Regions from separate parts of the Homo sapiens genome. Here regions 2 and 3 are each linked to region 1. Evidence: chromatin contacts called from ENCODE Hi-C or POLR2A ChIA-PET data. All regions are on one chromosome and are shown on one strand. Each heading gives the region's core, a stretch centred on a gene start or an enhancer-like site at or near the end of the contact. The rest is flanking DNA. Distances are from core to core; before and after follow the strand shown.

What was found. A loop is a pair of places that touch in the nucleus more often than their neighbours do. ChIA-PET counts read pairs that join two places held with the same protein, here RNA polymerase II (POLR2A). Pooled maps may share reads with other maps.
Region 2: a loop to region 1 is called in a pooled map, with 4 times the contacts of the local background. The contact joins the enhancer-like site here to the promoter of NDUFA12 in region 1. A Hi-C loop is called at or near these places in 1 of 168 maps with a recorded cell type or tissue (HepG2) and 4 of 50 pooled maps. POLR2A ChIA-PET finds 5 or more read pairs at or near these places in 1 of 52 experiments (CD8-positive, alpha-beta memory T cell).
Region 3: a map of CD8-positive, alpha-beta T cell shows a loop between it and region 1 (7-fold over the local background). The contact joins the promoter of SOCS2-AS1 here to the promoter of NDUFA12 in region 1. A Hi-C loop is called at or near these places in 4 of 168 maps with a recorded cell type or tissue (CD4-positive, alpha-beta T cell, CD8-positive, alpha-beta T cell and naive thymus-derived CD4-positive, alpha-beta T cell) and 7 of 50 pooled maps.

The regions. Positions count from the first base shown.
Region 1 is chr12:95,002,054-95,005,469 of GRCh38, reverse strand. It overlaps NDUFA12 (NADH:ubiquinone oxidoreductase subunit A12), which reads left to right and starts at 1,773. Exons shown (of 4, transcript NM_018838.5): 1 at 1,773-1,875; 2 at 2,649-2,731. The coding sequence starts at 1,790. RefSeq lists enhancers at 1,651-2,050, 1,515-2,142.
Region 2 is chr12:96,444,189-96,447,604 of GRCh38, reverse strand. No RefSeq gene overlaps it. Among named protein-coding and RNA genes, the nearest start is that of CFAP54, 44 kb to the left of the region's middle. Within about 2 kb of position 1,709, at least 13 of the 41 ENCODE cell types and tissues checked have a DNase peak (open chromatin) inside an H3K27ac peak, as active enhancers do.
Region 3 is chr12:93,569,769-93,573,184 of GRCh38, reverse strand. It overlaps SOCS2-AS1 (SOCS2 antisense RNA 1), which reads left to right and starts at 1,787. Exons shown (of 4, transcript NR_038263.1): 1 at 1,787-1,920. It overlaps SOCS2 (suppressor of cytokine signaling 2), which reads right to left and starts at 510. Exons shown (of 2, transcript NM_001270471.2): 1 at 149-510. The coding sequence starts at 287. RefSeq lists silencers at 1,064-1,373, 1,384-1,433, 1,794-2,073, 2,444-2,633, 2,694-2,743.

The DNA.
Region 1 (3,416 bases), core at 524-3,023:
GGAGGTTGCAGTGAGCCGAGATCGCACCGCTGCACGCCAGCCTGGGCAACAGAGTTAGACTCCGTCTCAGAACAAACAAACAAACATACAAACAAACACAGAAAATATGTAGTGTTGGTGAGGAGGTGGAGAAATTGGAACCTTTGTGCATTGTTGTTAGTAATGTAAAATGGTGATGCTGCCATGGAAAACAGTATGGGGATTCCTATAAAAATAAAAAATAAAATTTCCATATGATCTAGCAATCCACTTCTGGGTATATATCCAAAAGAACTGAAAACAGGATCTTAGAGATATCTGCACACCCGTGTTCACTGCAGCATTATTCACAATAGCCAAGAGGCGGAATCAGCAGAAATGTTTATGGACAGGTAACTGGGTGGCATATACATACAGTGGAATATTATTCAACATTTATAAAAAGAAGAAAATCCTGTCATATACTACACTATGGATGAGCCTTGTGGATATCATGCTAAGTGAAATAAGCCAGGTCCTAAAAGACAAACACCTCATGATTCTACTTATATGAAGTATCTAAAGTAGTTAAACTCTTAGAAACAGAAGTAGAATGGTGGTTGGCAGGGGATGGAGAAAGAGGAAAAAGTTGTTCCATGGATATAAAGTTTCTGTTTTGCAAGAAGAATAAGTTCTAGAGATCTGTTGCGCAACAATGTGCATGTGGTTAACACTACTGTACACTTAAAAATGGTTAAAATGGTAAATTTTATATTTTGTGTTTTTAACCACCACTACCAAAAAAAAAAAAAAAAAGCTAGGGAACTAAATTGTTATTTTGAAAACACACATAAGGGAAAGAATCGGCTGGGTGTGGTGGCTTACACCTGTAATCCCAGCATTTTGAGAGGCTGAGGCAGGAGGATCACTTGAGGCCAGAGTTCAAAACCAACCTGGGCAACATAACAAGATGCCCATCTCTAAAAAAAAAAAAATTAGCCAGGGGTGGTGGCACTTACTTAAATGGGAGGACTGCTTGAGCACAGGAGTTTGAGGCTGCAGTGAGCTATGATCACACCACTGTATTTCAGCCTGGGTGACAGAGAGCCTGTCTCTAAAATTAAAAAACAAAAAAAAAGTAAGAGAATCAAGCACCCATACTGCCTTTCCTACATTAATTGTATCTCAGGAGCCAAATAGTTGAAGGGAGGTTTCTCTTTGTAGAAGAATTGTGGTTAACAAATGAAGTAATATTGAAATTTTTTAGGCTCAAGCGATGCTCCCATCTAAGCCTCAGCCTACCGAGTAGCTGGGACTACGGGCACGCGCCACCACATCCAGCTAATTTTTAATTTTTTTTTTTTTTTTGTAGAGACAGAATTCTCGCTGTGTTGGCGAGGCTGGTCTCGAACTCCTGGGCTCAAACGATCCTCCCTACCCGGCCTCCCAAAGTGCTGGGATTACAACAGTGAGCCACCGCGCCCACCAGAGCCAATTATTTTTAGATGAGGAAACTGAAATTCCCAAAGGGGGAATCCCCGTGTGAGAAAGCCTCGTGTAGGTGAGCTTTCCAGCATATGCCCGCCTTCTAGATTTAACCTCTGAAAACTAAATTTTAAGGTACCTTTGCTTCCAGGGGAAACCAATTCTGCCTACTTGGGAAGCCAGAACATGACCGCGTAGGCAAGACCTAGCTCTGCGCACGCGCAGAGCCACCACGTCTGGCGTTCGCGTGAGAACCTTCTGGGCGTGGGCTTCCTGCGGCTGAGTGGCAGCTTCCATCCGGTGGGTTTTGCTCGGCGCACCCGGGAGGCGGGGCCAGCGAGGCAAGATGGAGTTAGTGCAGGTCCTGAAACGCGGGCTGCAGCAGATCACCGGCCACGGCGGTCTCCGAGGCTATCTACGGGTTTTTTTCAGGTAGGCGGCCAGAGCCATGCTCTTGGCCTCTGGGGCTGGACTTTCGCTGGCTGATTTCTTGGAAGGGGTCCCAGGCTCGGGTCACCTTGGAGAATCCACAGCTCTTGTCAAGGACAACCGCCCCAATCTCTGCCTTGCCACCCCCAGGCTGGTCTCTGTCCCATATATCCCCGATACAAGACCGAAGCTATCTGTAGAGTCAGAGCTGTGACTCGGAGGCAAGGGCATCTGGGCTCCCCTCTTTTCCCACGCCCTGGAGAGTAATGAGGATTACAAGACATTAACTCAGTGACCCTGGTAAAGTTTTTTTCCCTGCACTGCCGTACAGTTCCTTGTCTGTAAGGCGTTGAAGGTAATAATGATGGTCCCTTCTCTTCCTGACATTCACTGATCCCACGAGCAGCATAGTTTCGCAGAAACCTAAATGGAGACCCAGAGTGGAATGAAAGAGCCTGGAGACCTTCGTATCATTGTAAGAAGATGAAATACTTTGGCTTTTTGATTTCCTAAAGGTTTTGCTAATTCCAGTGCCTCCTGGCTGAGGGATAGTAGATACAAGTAGTCCTGTAATCTGAAGAGACTACATTTATATTTTTAGTGTAATTTGAGCACATCAGTTGTCAATTCATCTTTTCCCATCCCCAGCACTTCTTCATTTTGCTAGTTGATGCAGCAGCCCTTGTGTCTGAAAGTTGTTACTCTCACTTTATTTCCGTTTATGTTTTGAACTAAGAATCATTCTAAAATGTCTGTTTTCTTTTGGGTATTCACAGGACAAATGATGCGAAGGTTGGTACATTAGTGGGGGAAGACAAATATGGAAACAAATACTATGAAGACAACAAGCAATTTTTTGGTGAGTGCAGTATTTTTTAGTATGAATAATTGGATTGGGATTGGGATTTGATTTGAGTCTATTTTCCATATTATGCAATGAGCTTTTACAAAACACCTGGAAAAGGATGAAAAACTCAATAGAAAATGAAAAAAGATAATTTACAGAAAAAAGAAAAGTAAACAGCCAATGAAGGTATGGAAAAATGCTCATTCTCACTTGTAACAACAGAAATGCAACTTTAAAAACAGTGTTATATATTTTTCACCTATCAAATTTTGAAGTGTTTTTGTTCTTTTTTTTTTTTTTTTTTTTTTTTTTTGAGATGGAGTCTCTGTCGGCCAGGCTGGAGTGCAGTAGCGCGATCTCGGCTCACTGCAACCTCCACCTCCTGGGTTCCAGCGATTCTCCTGCCTCAGCCTGCCTGAGTAGTTGGGACCACAGGCGGGCGCCACCATGGCCGGCTAATTTTTGTATTTTTTAGTAGAGATGGGGTTTCACCATATTGGCCAGGCTGGTCTTGAACTCCTGACCTCGTGATCCACCCGCCTTGGCCCCCCAAAGTGCTGGGATTACAGGCGTGAGCCACTGCGTCCAGCCTTGAGTATTTTTCAAGCTGATAAATCCCAATGTGGGCAAAACCATATAAATATGTAGGTTAATGCAGTCTTTTTGGAGGGATAATTTGGTAACATTTGTAAAAATT
Region 2 (3,416 bases), core at 460-2,959, 1.4 Mb before region 1:
TCAACCAAGCTGTTTTAGGAGCTCCACAGTATATTAGCAAGTCTGTAAAGTAATAGATAATTAGTCCTTAACCAAAAAAAAAAAAAAAAAAAAAAAAAGGAGAATGTCACAGCCCCCACACATCTGTTACTTGTCAGATGTCTATTACAGTGGCTGCTCCAAATGCCATTAAAGTGAAACCTTGAATTCTTGCCTATTTATTCTCACAGTCTGTTTATCAACTCTTCGTATTCTAAAGCTCCATACACTTGTTTTCTTGTTTTTTATTACACTATTAATTTCAGCAATTACAATGTATGGCTTAGCTAGAGGAGTTTCTACAGTATAAATATTAAAAATAGGCCGGACGCGGTGGCCCATACCTGTAATCCTAGCACTTTGGGAGGCCGAGGTGGGAGGATCATTTGAGGCCAGGCATTCAAGATTAGCCTGGTCAACATGGTGAAACCCCTTCTCTACTAAAAATACAAAAATTAGCCGGGCATAGTGGTACGTGCCTCTAATCCCAGCTACTCAGGAGGCTGAGGCAGGAGAATTGCTTGAACCCGGGAGGCAGCGGTTGCAGTGAGCTGAGATCACGCCACTGCACTCCAGCCTGGGCAACACAGTGAGACACTGTCTCAAAAAAAAATACATAAAAATAAAAATCACACAAATGTATGAAAGGAAGATTGATGGAATATTATTTTAATAACAGCTATGAAGTACAGAAGATACAGAAATTTACTAGGGAAAATTAAAAGTAAGTAAATTAGAAGAAACAGGAAGTAGAAGGTGATAAAGAAGAATCATCCATCTGCTAAATTAGTAACTCTCATTCAATGTGGATTTCAATACAGTATTGTTACTCCACATTACTAAGTTCACTGAGAAGATATTTTAAGTGGCAACTTCCACTGTTAAGTTTAATTACTTTTACAAAGTAAGCCAGTCAGATTCCTCAGATGCCAGACTCTTAGTTATATTTTTCAGCAGGCCATAGCATCTCTAATACCCAGCAAAATCCAGGTTACCACAGACATAACTACTTCTTCGAAGTAGTCCAACCCTGTCTCTTTCACTAAACTAACTTGATTCCCTTGTTAATTTTGTATAAATGTTCTCCATGGAAACAGCTCCTTGTTAGTCATACTGAGAAAGGAGCAAAATAACCTGGCTGCTTGGGTATACCAATTACTATTATCAGTAGGTTTTTTGGTTTGTTTTTGTTTTTTACTCTCTTGAATTAATGAATTTGCTAGACGTCAAAGGAGACTTCAATGCTTATCAAACACAATCTTCTGTATAGATGGTTTTCCCATGAATGAACCCAAGATTTCCTATAAGAATTACACAATATGTGTTGTTCACTTTGCCAAGTCTTTATCTTGCCTATGATGTAAAGCTGAGCTCTGAGAGGGAAATACTGAGAGAAGGGTCAGCCGGAGGCCCTGAACCAACTTCATAGTTGCAAGGGGAAACTGACTAATCTTAGAAATTTGTTTTTCCTTCCTTGTCCTAGGCTTAATCCAACTGGAGGAAATTGACTGGCATTTCATTATTTTCCTTTACAATAAGCTTGGAGCAAGCTGCAGAGGAAACTAGTCAGGTCAGAGCAGAAAGGAAACTGCCTAGTACCTTCGTCAGTTTCCTGTTGCATCTGACTGATAGCAGAACGAAGAGGATGTGATGTTATGGTGCTGGGGTTTGATTCTGAGATGCTGCTGATAAAGGCTCCACCTTCCATTCAGTGGCTAGTGATTCATGGTTTTCTACTGACCTAATCTAGCTTCAGACTTCAGAGCTTTCCCTTTAAGAATCCCTTAGCTAACTAGAATTTCAACTGCTTATGCTGCGTAAGATATAGAGAGCCTAGAATGAAAATCTATTATTTATAAACAGCTCCCTGGTAATCTATCAAGCTCCAGAAATACACAAGATCTGTCTCCAGGGAAATTAGTTCCTTCAGGCTTTGGTCTGCTCACCACAGACATTTCCATGGGAAAAATGTCTTCTGATTTAGTCAAGTGGTAGGTAGGAGTGTTTTAAAGACATTTTGTTAGAATCTGTATCCCAAATATTCCTTTTTTCTTTCTTTCCTTTTAGAGACAGGGTATGGCTCTGTCGCCCAGGCTGGAGTACAGTGGTACAATCTCCACTCGCTGCAGCTTCAATTTCCTGAGCTCAGGCAGTCCACCCAACTCAGCGTCCCGAGTAGCTGGGACTAAAGGTGTGCACCACCACACCCGGCTATTTTTTTTTTTTTTTTTGTATTTTTTTTGTAGAGACAGGGTTTCACCATGTTGCCCAGGCTGGTCTGAAACTCCTGGACTCAAGCGATCTGCCCACCTTGGACTCCCAAAGTGCTGAGATTACAGGCGTAAGCCACCATGCCATGTCCAGCCCCAAATATTCTTAATAGGGCATATGACCATTCTATTTAAAAATTTTAATGACTTCTCCTTGATTTAGTATAAAATTCTAGTTTCTTTACAAATAATTTGAAAGCCTTATACTATCTATTGCCTACCTACCTTTCTAGACTTATTTCAAACTATCCCACTATTTTTTTTTGAGACAGAGTTTTGCTCTTATCACCCAGGCTGGAGTACAGTGGCACTATCTCAGCTCACTGCAACCTTCACCTCCTGGATTCAAGCAATTCTCCTGCCTCAGCCTCCCAAGTAGCTGGAATTAACAGGCATGCCCCACCACACCTAGCTAATTTTTGTATTTTTAGTAGAGATGGGTTTTCCCCATGTTGGCCAGGCTGGTCTCGAACTCCTGAGCTCAGGTGATCCGCCTGCCTCGGCCTCCCAAAGTGCTGGGATTGCAGGTGTGAGCCACTGCACCCGGCGAAGTTTTTTTTAAAAGAGTCCATACATAGTGTTCCAAGTTTTTGGAGCTTGGGCTTAGGCCGGGCTATCATCCTAAATGTCCTCACCATTTCTGTTTTTGTTTGTAATTCAAGTCCAGTTTCAGTTGCTTCTTCATTAGGTCTTCCACAACTACTTCGGGTACAAAGAAATTGCACAATCACTGTAGTATTTATTATCTCTATTTCTCATTTGGCCGTTAACCACTTCACAGAGGGAGCGCATCTTGATTTTTTTTTTTTTTTTTTTTTTTTTTGAGATGGAATTTCTCTCTTGTTGCCCAGGCTGGAGTGTTTGTCGATCTCGGCTCGCTGCAACCTCCGCCTCCCAGGTTCAAGTGATTCTCCTGCCTCAGCCTCCCGAATAGCTGGGATTATAGCCGCCTGCCACCATGCCCGGCTAATTTTTATATTTTTAGTGCCGACGGGGTTTCACCATGTTGGCCAGGCTGGTCTCGAACTCCTGACCTCAGGTGATCCACCCACCTCAGCCTCCCAAAGTGCTGGGATTACAGGCGTAAGCCACTGCGCCCGGCCTCTTGTGCTGTTTTATTATGCGGTA
Region 3 (3,416 bases), core at 538-3,037, 1.4 Mb after region 1:
GACCCTGCGAGCGTGCTCTCCGCGGTCCCTTGGAAGCAAGGGACGTATTTCCATCTTATTCTTTGCTTCCCACCTCGACCCCGCTTCCTAGCTGCTTCCTTGGGGAGGCGCTCCCTCCCGCACGCGTCGCGGCCGATCGGCTCCCTACCTGTCTGACCGAGCTCCCGCAGGGCCTTCGCCAGACGCGCCGCCTGCGGGGATGGCTCCTCCGCCGACCCCGCGGTCCCCCACTGGCTCCGCGTCCCTTCCCCGCCATTCCCGGAGGGCTCAAGGCACCGCAGGGTCATGAGAGAAGGGTCACCGCGGCAAAGACAGGTGGCCGCCCGAGCTGGGGTCAGAGAAGGGTTCGCGTCCTTCCTTGAAGTCAGTGCGAATCCCAAAACGAGTCCCTGCGGGGTGTCCGAAATGGTGGCAGAGAGAGAAGGGATGGGGCTCTTTCTCCCCAGATCCTGGAGGACGGATGACAAAGTCCCTCGCAGCCGCGGTCACCCACTGATCGCCTACAAAGAGAAAGCGGGAGGTTGGGTCAGTCCAAACTGGACCCCTGCGGCTGGGGTGGGGGTGGGGAAATAGACGTGGAAAATCCCAGGGACTCCTCCGCCTCTACGTTCCTGCACCATTTAACCCCAAGCTTCCAGTTAGCGCCCTGGCCCAGCTCTAGAGAAAAGATAAAGAGAGCAGAGATCCAAGATAAAGTTGGCTGAAGAGGTGGGGGGCGGAGGTCAGGAGGAGGGTGAACAGGGTGTCTTCCCGCCCAGGGTCACTAGCTGAAATCAAAGACTGGCGACCTAGGAAGAGCAAATAGTCACCTGCAGATCCAGTGGGAATAGGCCCTTGTCAAGGACAAGTAGAAAAAATTAAAAAGGAAAGAACAGGAGAGATTCCCCAAATTGGCATTCCGGTCTCACACCTGGCGCAGCCCGAGGGCCCCCAGGAAGAAGCACCCACACAAACTTGGTTCTCCGCCCTAAAGCGCTGCGGGGCCCCGAGGCACCAACCCGGGGTGCGGAGGTGCGGGAGCTGCCGCATCTCCGCCCGGGAGGCTCCTCGCTCCCCTCCCCCCGCTTCCTGGTGCCCGCTCTGGCGGGGTTGGGGGTGCCGCGGCGGTCGCTCCCGGACCAGGATGGCTGCGGTGGTTCTCGCCGCCGCGGGCGCTGTCGAGGAATCGGCCCGAGCGCGCAGCCCTCGCGGGGCTCCGAGGCGAGGCCGGGGCCGAGCGGGCGGTCGCGAGCGCTGCGGAAAATGCAAACCACCAACGCCGCGCTCTTACCTCGACCTCGGCCGCGGCCGCCGCCGCCGCCTCCGCACCAGGCAGCCTCCTCAGCGGACATGGGGCGGGGGGGTGGGGGGAAAAGGGGAGGTGGGAGGGGCCCGGGAGAGGAGGGGCGTCTGCCCTTGTTTCCCCCGTTAACGTTTAATTTGGGAACGAGATGCCCGGGGATGCAACCAGCCCCGCGCTCGGAGGCGGCGGTCGGAGTTCCGTGCGCAGAGGGCACACAAAAGCCTCGAGGATCATTGCCTCGACCCCATCCCCCACCGCGCGGCGACGCCCCCTACGGGCTGGGACACCTCCACTCTCGGACTGCTGCCGGGTTTCCCTCCGGCTGCGACCCTGGAGGTGGGAAGGAGAGAGGGAGGGAGGGAGGAAGGAGCGAGGGCGGGAGGCAGGCCGGTGGGGAGGAGCGGGAGATCAGGTTATTAGGAGGATTATTAATTTGAATGGCAGTTTAGGGGAAATAAAAAAAAGAAACTCCAGACACTTCCAGACGCCGAGAAGGGGCTGGAGAAAGCAGGCAGCAACGCTAGGCCGCGGGGCAGAGCCGCGGTTCGGACTCTCTCTTCCCCGGCGCTCCGAGCTGCGGAAGCCCAGGCCGTCCGCCGCTCCCCGGCGCACGCGGCCGCGCCTCGCCGCCCTCCCCGGTAACTCTCCTCGGGGCGGAGCCTTCGGGCTTCCCCCACTACCGGTACCTGCCGCGGGCGCCCGAGCTGCGGGCACGGGGTATCCTGAGGCTGTGCACCCGGGACCCCGGCGCGCACTGTCCGCGGGCCACGCGGTGAGGGTGGCTGCGGGCGAGAGGGCTCATGCTTCAGGGGAAGCCCAAGGCCCGCCAGCCGCGGCGGCTGCGACGAGACTTGGCAAGAGTTAAACGTCGGTCCCAGGAGCAGCGAGTGCGCGCGACTTCCCAGACCGACGCGCCTCCCTTGCTCCCCGCCTCCCTCCCCAGTCAGCGCTCCGCTCGCGCCCCGCCCGGCTGCTGCGGAGGCGGCTTTCCAGGAACTTTCCAGGAATCGGCCTCACGTGACCGCGGGCCCCGCTACTGCTTTAAAGAGGCTCGGTCGCAATACACAGGCTTCAGGGAAGACCGGGTGAGAGCGCTCGGGTGCAGGGCGGGCGGTGTGCACGCCGGGGTCGGCCTGCCTCTGGCCCCACACCCCGGGGTGCTCGGGCGCAAGCTAGAGATCTCCCCGGCCACCGGCTACAGCCAACCCCGTTTCGGCGGCCGGAGCCTGCCCCCTACCCGGGCCAGCTGAGCGCCCGGGTTCAGGGAAGGATAGCGATCCTTGGCCCTTGGCCTGCCACGGGGGTGGGTTCCTCTAAACATCCCGGCGGCGCCCCCTCGATGCGACCCTCCTGGCCGCACTTTTGCGGGGGGTGGGCGTGCAGGAGCGACTGTGGGTCCTCGGAAACCAGACTCTCCGGCTCTAAGACACATCGATGGCGTGGGGACGCCGTGCTCGTCCCGGTGCCCACGGCCGGGGACCGGAGGCGGTCCCCTTGATCAGGTCCTGGAAGGCAGCGAGCGGGAGAGCAGCGCCTCCTTAAGCGGCGCCGGCCGTCCTTAGTCCCCTCCCCCTGGCGCTCCGGCTCCTTGTCACCCGCACCCACCCGGCTCCTCCCTTCCTCCTCCCCTCTGCTCCAACGTCTCCGGTAGACCCGGCGGCCCGCCCGGGTCACCTGCGCCGGCTGCTAAGGGGGCGCCCTTACCTGCGCGCCCGGAAGGGGCTTGGTGACTGGCCTCGGTTCCCTCAGTCCGGAGAGTGTCTCTGCCATTCCCTGCAGGGCTGACGCCCCAGGGCTGGGATTCGGAAGGATCTCGGCACCTCTACCCTACCTGGGATTCTCACCTCCAACCCCGTTGGAGGCCCCCTGGCCTTAGTGGAAACTCATCTCCTTGTCTGCGCACCCGCCCCCGAAATATGACCTACTTGAAATGTGACCTACTTTTTAAAAGAAACCCTTAACAATCACGGGAAAACCGGATCCAAAATTTCGATAAGCATTTTTCTTTGAAATACTATTCTATTGCATCACTGCTCGAAAGCTTGAAAGGTCAATGGCCACTTTTAGTTGAGGCCGCGGCTATGGGAAGTTGGGCGAGGAAGGGGGAGGGGTGGGAGGGAGGCGCGTCTTGCAA